2 separate regions of the Homo sapiens genome follow, and region 2 is linked to region 1. A link is a loop called in an ENCODE intact Hi-C map of the cell type or tissue named here. Cell type or tissue: gastrocnemius medialis. All regions are shown on one strand. Links, peaks and the distances in the headings refer to the core of each region. The heading gives the core; the rest is flanking DNA.

What was found. Peaks named below come from ENCODE experiments on the same cell type or tissue, not always from the same donor. Only the 100,000 strongest peaks of a DNase experiment are listed, where the experiment ranks them.
Region 2: a loop joins it to region 1, with 8 times the contacts of the local background. A loop is called at or near these places in 4 of 110 quality-filtered maps.

Annotation. Positions count from the first base shown.
Region 1 is chr2:96,506,925-96,509,825 of GRCh38, reverse strand. It overlaps a transcript of NEURL3 not described here. Among named protein-coding and RNA genes, the nearest start is that of NEURL3, 3.0 kb to the right of the region's middle. RefSeq lists a silencer at 1,371-1,710. In gastrocnemius medialis, for the core only: a CTCF peak has its summit at 1,595 (motif pointing right); no DNase peak of the experiment used is centred there; H3K4me3 peaks cover 637 bases.
Region 2 is chr2:96,021,253-96,024,143 of GRCh38, reverse strand. GPAT2 (glycerol-3-phosphate acyltransferase 2, mitochondrial) reads left to right here. Exons shown (of 22, transcript NM_001321527.2): 17 at 144-221; 18 at 704-835; 19 at 918-1,038; 20 at 1,121-1,186; 21 at 1,421-1,476; 22 at 1,869-2,198. The coding sequence ends at 1,985. It also overlaps the pseudogene FAHD2CP. Among named protein-coding and RNA genes, the nearest start is that of GPAT2, 12 kb to the left of the region's middle. In gastrocnemius medialis, for the core only: a CTCF peak has its summit at 1,249 (motif pointing left); a DNase peak (open chromatin) is centred at 1,213.

The DNA.
Region 1 (2,901 bases), core at 304-2,803:
AGACCTGTTAATAACTCTGGGCTGGTACTGTGCTACAGGCTGGCCTCCCTCTCCTCCCTCCCACCCCCAAGGCCCCGTGGGGGCTGCAGCTATTGGTCCAGAGGGCTTGTTGGAGTTGTTGGGTGCTCGAGAGGCAGGCCGACTTGGTGGCTGAGGGCGGCGCCTAGGACACAGGTGCAGTCCTGGCGGAGCGTTTGTGGCCCATTCCCTCCAGGGCACCAGGCCTGTGGTCAGTTCCGCTGCCGGCCACCGGGTGGCAGTGCTGGTCAAGCCCTCCAGCCTCCAGAGCCGGTCTTCCCAGGCGGCGTGGATGCTCCCTGACTCACCAGCTCCGCCAGAACGACATTGTTAGGGCTGGAAGGGCTTAGCCAACATAACACGAAGACGCAATTTATGTATGATTTGAGGGTCCGATTGGAAGGGTTTTTTTGTACATCTACACACCTGTGTGACCACGATCAAGGTGCAGGACGTTTCCAGCTCCCCAGAGGCTTCCCGTGTCCCTGCCGATCACTACCTCCCAAAGGCAGCCTTGTCCTGCTTCGAACACCACGGATGGGTTTTGCCTGAACTTCCTATGAATGGCAGCACGCGGTGCTCTTTGGGTCTTCCCTTACATCAGCCTCACGGCTGTGAGGTTTATCCTCGTCGTTGCAGGTAGCAGTAATTTGTTGTCATTGGCACAGTATTCCATGGCGCGCATATGTGGCAGTTTAGGTCCTGCTGATGGTTGTGGGAAGCTGGGCCGGGAGCAGCCTCTGAGACAGAGATCAGGGACAGGGCTGCTTAGGCGGCAGACCCGGGGAAGCATAGGCCTGGACTGGGTGTGGGTGGGACACTGGCCTTGGCCTCCGGGGAATGGGCCCTGCATTCCCGGGGATCTGAGCAGTTCAGCTCCCCCAGCTGAGTGTGAGGTGGACAGCAGTGGACATTCGCTTGTTTCCAGGCTGGGGCTGTTGTGCAGAGCGCTGCTGTGGGCCAGCACACTTGGTTCACGGGGGTGGCATGGCTGGGCCATGAGGCTGGCAGAGGGGTGCCTTGTGCAAAAGCTCCCAACGCTGCCCTGTTTGGCCCCTGCGCGCCCTGGCCGACCGCCCACAGCGCCCGCGGCCCTGATGTTCTGGGGCTGGTTTCTAGGCAGGGCAGCCCCTGCCCTCTGAGATTTTGGCCCGGCGGGGAACGGATGAGGGCTGGCAAGTGTCATAGGTAGGCGTCCCTGGGCCTTAATGGCAGGGCCCACGAGGGACCGGGCTGCCTGACAGTGCCCCAGGTTGGGCTGGGCTCCCGGTCCCGCTGGGCCGCACGCTGGAGTGGGCGCGGGGCAGCAGTGGCTTCCTCGTGTGCCAGGCTCTTCCCGGAGCGCGGGTTGAGTCTTGAGAGATAACCTGCGTGAAGACATGTGTAGTGATGGGGCTCTGGGCAAGAGAGGCCGACTGCAACAGAGGGGTCCCAGTGAGGCTACCACCCACCCTGGGAGACGGGTGTGTGGGAGCTGCGGTATAGTGAGCCTCGGCGCCGCTCACCTCCCTCTGGGGCGCCCCTCCCGGCTTTGGGGGCTCCCGGGCCCTCGGCGCCTCCTGCAGTACTGACCGCCGCCAGCAGGGGCCGCCTCAGTCTCTGCACAGCGGAGACCGCCCCGCGCTTGAGGGCACGGGCCCGCCCCTCTCAGAGCAAAGGTTTGCAGCGGGGCTGGCGGGTGACATCTACTGCGGGGCAGCCTCAACCTGACACTCAGCAGCAAGTTAGGCCTATCTACAAATCTCCTGCTCTGTGCCCGCGCAGTCCAGTGGAGGAGATATTCCTAATTAGGGGGCACTTCCAAGGGGCGGAGTCTCCGCGGCGAGTGGCCGTGGAGGGGCGCAAGGCAGACGGTCTCCAGCCACGATACCTGGGCCAATCCCAGCCTGTCACGTCATGCCTAGTGAGCTGAACAAGCTGCGTAACTGTCGTGTGCCTCAGTTTCCCCACGTGTATAATGGAAATGATTACAATAAACAGGACCTTTTTGAGGAGTTGCCATGAGGACTGTCAGGTAAGTTCTGGACTTAGAACGGTAGCATTCCGGGCCAGGAGCGGTGGCTCACGCCTGTAATCCCAGCACTTTGGGAGGCCGAGGCGGGTGGATCACGAGGTCAGTAGATCGAGACCATCCTGGCCAACATGGTGAAACCTCATCTCTACTAAAAATACAAAAATTAACTGGGCATCATGGAGAGCGCCACAGTCCCAGCTACTTGGGAGGCTGAGGCAGGAGAGTTGCTTGAACCTGGGAGGCAGAGGTTGCAGTGAGCCGAGATCGTGCCACTGCACTCCAGTCTGGGCCACAGAGCGAGACTCCCTCTCAAAAACAACAACAACAACAACAAAAACGGTAGCATTCTGCAGGGGAGGAAAAGTACAAAAGTAAAATCTTTCCCCACCCATTGCTCGGTTCATGGCTAGGACACCTATAACAAAAGACAGGTCAACAAGAGAAAAGCACACAAATTTATTTCATGTAAATTTTACATGACACAGGGGCCTTTGGAAATGAAGACCCAAAGAAATGGGGACATGTATTTTTATGCGTTGGTTTCATGAAGAGTGGGCATCGTGGAGAAGTGATTGGCTAAAGGGGGAAGGGGTAATAAACCGGGGAGAGTCGGCCAGCCTGTTCAGATTCTTCTCTCTGTCCCTGTGTCTTCAGAGGTAAGGATGGGTCTTATGGCCTCATGGCCCTACTTCAGGGGATTCGGGCAAAGGGAAGGTGAGCGAGGCCTTCCTGCTTCTGCTGTTTTCTTAAATGCCAAAGTGCCATATTTTGGGGTGGCATGTCCTGAACCCTGGCAGTTTGTTCAATAAACAAACACAGAGTGTGTGGCGGGTATGCCTGTACCCTGGACGGGAGGCTTTAGGCAGGTT
Region 2 (2,891 bases), core at 1-2,500, 490 kb after region 1:
TGGTGGTAGGAATGGCCCATCCCTGCCCATGCTCTACCTCTGAAACCTCCTGGGTAGTAGGTGTGGCCTTGCCCGGTCTTTGGCTAGGCCCCTGCCCATGTGCCTGGCTCTCCTGAGGCCACATGGGTGCCTTTTTCTCCCAGCCCTGCCAGTCTTCCTACTGCTACTGTCAGGAGGTGCTGGACCGGCTCATCCAATGCGGGCTCCTGGTTGCTGAGGAGGTAGGCAGGGCAGTTGGAGACAAGATCCTTGCCTGGAGCCTGGCCTCCTCCAGCCTCCCACCCTGAGTGCCAGCTGCCCCAGGCTCCTCCTCTGCCCCGTGTGTGCTGTGGGGGTGGGCAGCCCCTGGCCTTGCAGCGGGGAAGCCTAGCTCGCACCTCTGCTCCCTGTGCCTTGGGATATAGCCACCTATGCCCCGGTTCTGTGTGTCTCTCTGGATAGCACTGGACATGTGTGCCTCTGAGGTTCTCTGCACACCTCCTGCTCCCCACATTTCTTGGCCACAGGGCTACTGCCCTTGAGGGTGGGAATTCACTTCCTCTCACTCTGCAAGTTGGCCCAGCAGGTGCTGGGGCATGGCTCTGGCCATCCTCTTGGGTCTCTAGGTCTGCTTTTACTGGTTTCACCTGCATGTACCTGGTCTGGGGGTGTAGGGTTGATCCCTGGCCAGCTTGTCAGAGAACAATGGCTCCACGGCCCCTAGACCCCAGGCTCCCGGCCAGCCTGTGACACAGGGCGACAGCGATTGAGCAGAAAGCTGCTGTGGAAACCGAGTGGGGACTTTACTGATAGTGACAGTGATGACTTCGGAGAGGCTGACGGCCGGTACTTCAGGGTGTGTTTCAAAAAGCTGCCCCTGGAGGGAGGTGGTAGGGAGGCGGTGGGGAGCTGCACTCACCCCGGCCTGTCCCCTCCAGCTCAGCCAGCAGTCACACTGCCCAGATTTCTTTCTTTTCCTCTGCCGCCTGCTCAGCCCGCTGCTCAAGGCCTTTGCACAGGCTGCCGCCTTCCTCCGCCAGGGCCAGCTGCCCGATACTGGTGAGGCCCTTGTTCCCTTGCAGTCCTCGAGGCAGGCTGTGTCTGTGCTGGGTGCCAGGTCTAGGTCTTCTCTCTTCTGCAGAGTTGGGCTACACAGAGCAGCTGTTCCAGTTCCTGCAGGCCACCGCCCAGGAAGAAGGGATCTTCGGTGAGTCCCAACCAGTCAGCCCAGGCTCCTGCAGGCAGTGGTGTTTGCTGGTGGCTGCTGCCCCCTGCAGGACAGTGACAACCCAACTCTAGGAAGGCAGGCTGCAGAGTACAGTCTTCTGTCCAGTCAGAGCTCTATCCCTCCCTGGGCTTCTTTAAACAAGAGGAGAGAAGCCTGTGCCCAGTGGCTCTCTGTTCTCCCTACCTAGAGCCTTCACTTCTCTCTTCTTTCCAGAGTGTGCGGACCCAAAGCTCGCCATCAGTGCTGTCTGGACCTTCAGAGACCTAGGGGTGAGAGGAGCCACTGTCACCATCTTCTGTCCCCCTGCTCCCACCCCAATAGAGTAGCTCAGGGAAACCCAGCTATGTCCCCATCACTCCACAGGGCTGGCCTGATGGTGCCTCATTAAGACCCTGGGATTTACTTGGTGTCTTCCAGCAACAGATTTGGTGATGGGTTGGAGAAGGTGGGATGGTTTCCTGCCTCTTGGTCTCCCAAATCACTGGCTCATCTTTCTAGGTGGGGTATTGGGACTGCTTTGCGGCAGCATTTGCACGCAAACATTGAGGTCTAAGGGGCCAGAGGTCTCAAGGCAGGTTTCTGGGGGACAGGCCTGGCCCCTGGGCCATGTGTACACAGTCCCTGTGGTGAGCGCACTCACGGCTTATCTTCCATGGCCCAGGTTCTGCAGCAGACGCCGAGCCCTGCAGGCCCCAGGCTCCACCTGTCCCCTACTTTTGCCAGCCTGGACAATCAGGAAAAACTAGAACAGTTCATCCGGCAGTTCATTTGTAGCTAGAACTGTGAGGAGGAGCCTGTGCTGAGACTTCTCAGCCCCAGAACACAGCTGTGTCCTAGAGCCAGAAGATGGAGAGGAGGCTGCAAACCCTTAGCTGCTCTATAAATATAATCATTGAGGCTTGATTGTCCCTTGCCATCTCTTGCTTTTTCCCTTCTTTGATGTGATAAACAAGGGGACGAGACGAGTTGTCTTTTCCCCAGCCCAGCAGCATCTTTTTGGTGTATGTGTGTGTATTTGCTCTCTTCTTCCCCAGTCCCACAAAATGCCCTAACTTGTCCCATGAAACAAAGCCCAAACGAAGACAAACAGCAGAAGCCAAGCTGCTGCTTTGACCCGACGAATTTATTGAAGAGAGCTCTGTCCTTCTCCCTTCTACCGAGAAGAGGCGGCTTGCAGGGCTGGCACCTGTCCACACCTGTCACTGGGCCTTTCCCTGGGCTAGGCTGAGTGGGAGCAGATGCCCTCATCCTATGTGCAGGGCCTGTGCAGGAGCCATCACACCACCTTGTTGATGATGACACCTAGTTCTTCAATCTCACACTGGACTTCATCCCCCTTCTGCAACAGAGCAGGCCATGAGAGTGTCAGCCCTTCCGTCAGACACACGTACACAAGCCTGTACTTCTCAAGTCTGAGCCAAGCCTGCCAGCCCTTTGGGGCCCTTGCTCTCTTTGCTTTTCACTAACCTACCTTGAGAAAGACAGGAGGTTTCCTGAATACACCGACACCTGGGTGGAGGTGGGGGGGTCCCAGTCAGGATGACATCCCCTGGGTAAAAGGTAACAAACCTGGAGCAAAGCAAAAGGACCCGGTGAGACCAGGGGCTGGCTGAGGTGGCCACAGCCAAAGGTGGAGGGCTCAGGTCAGCCTCCACATGTGTGGCAGGTGGAGCGGGGCTGGCAG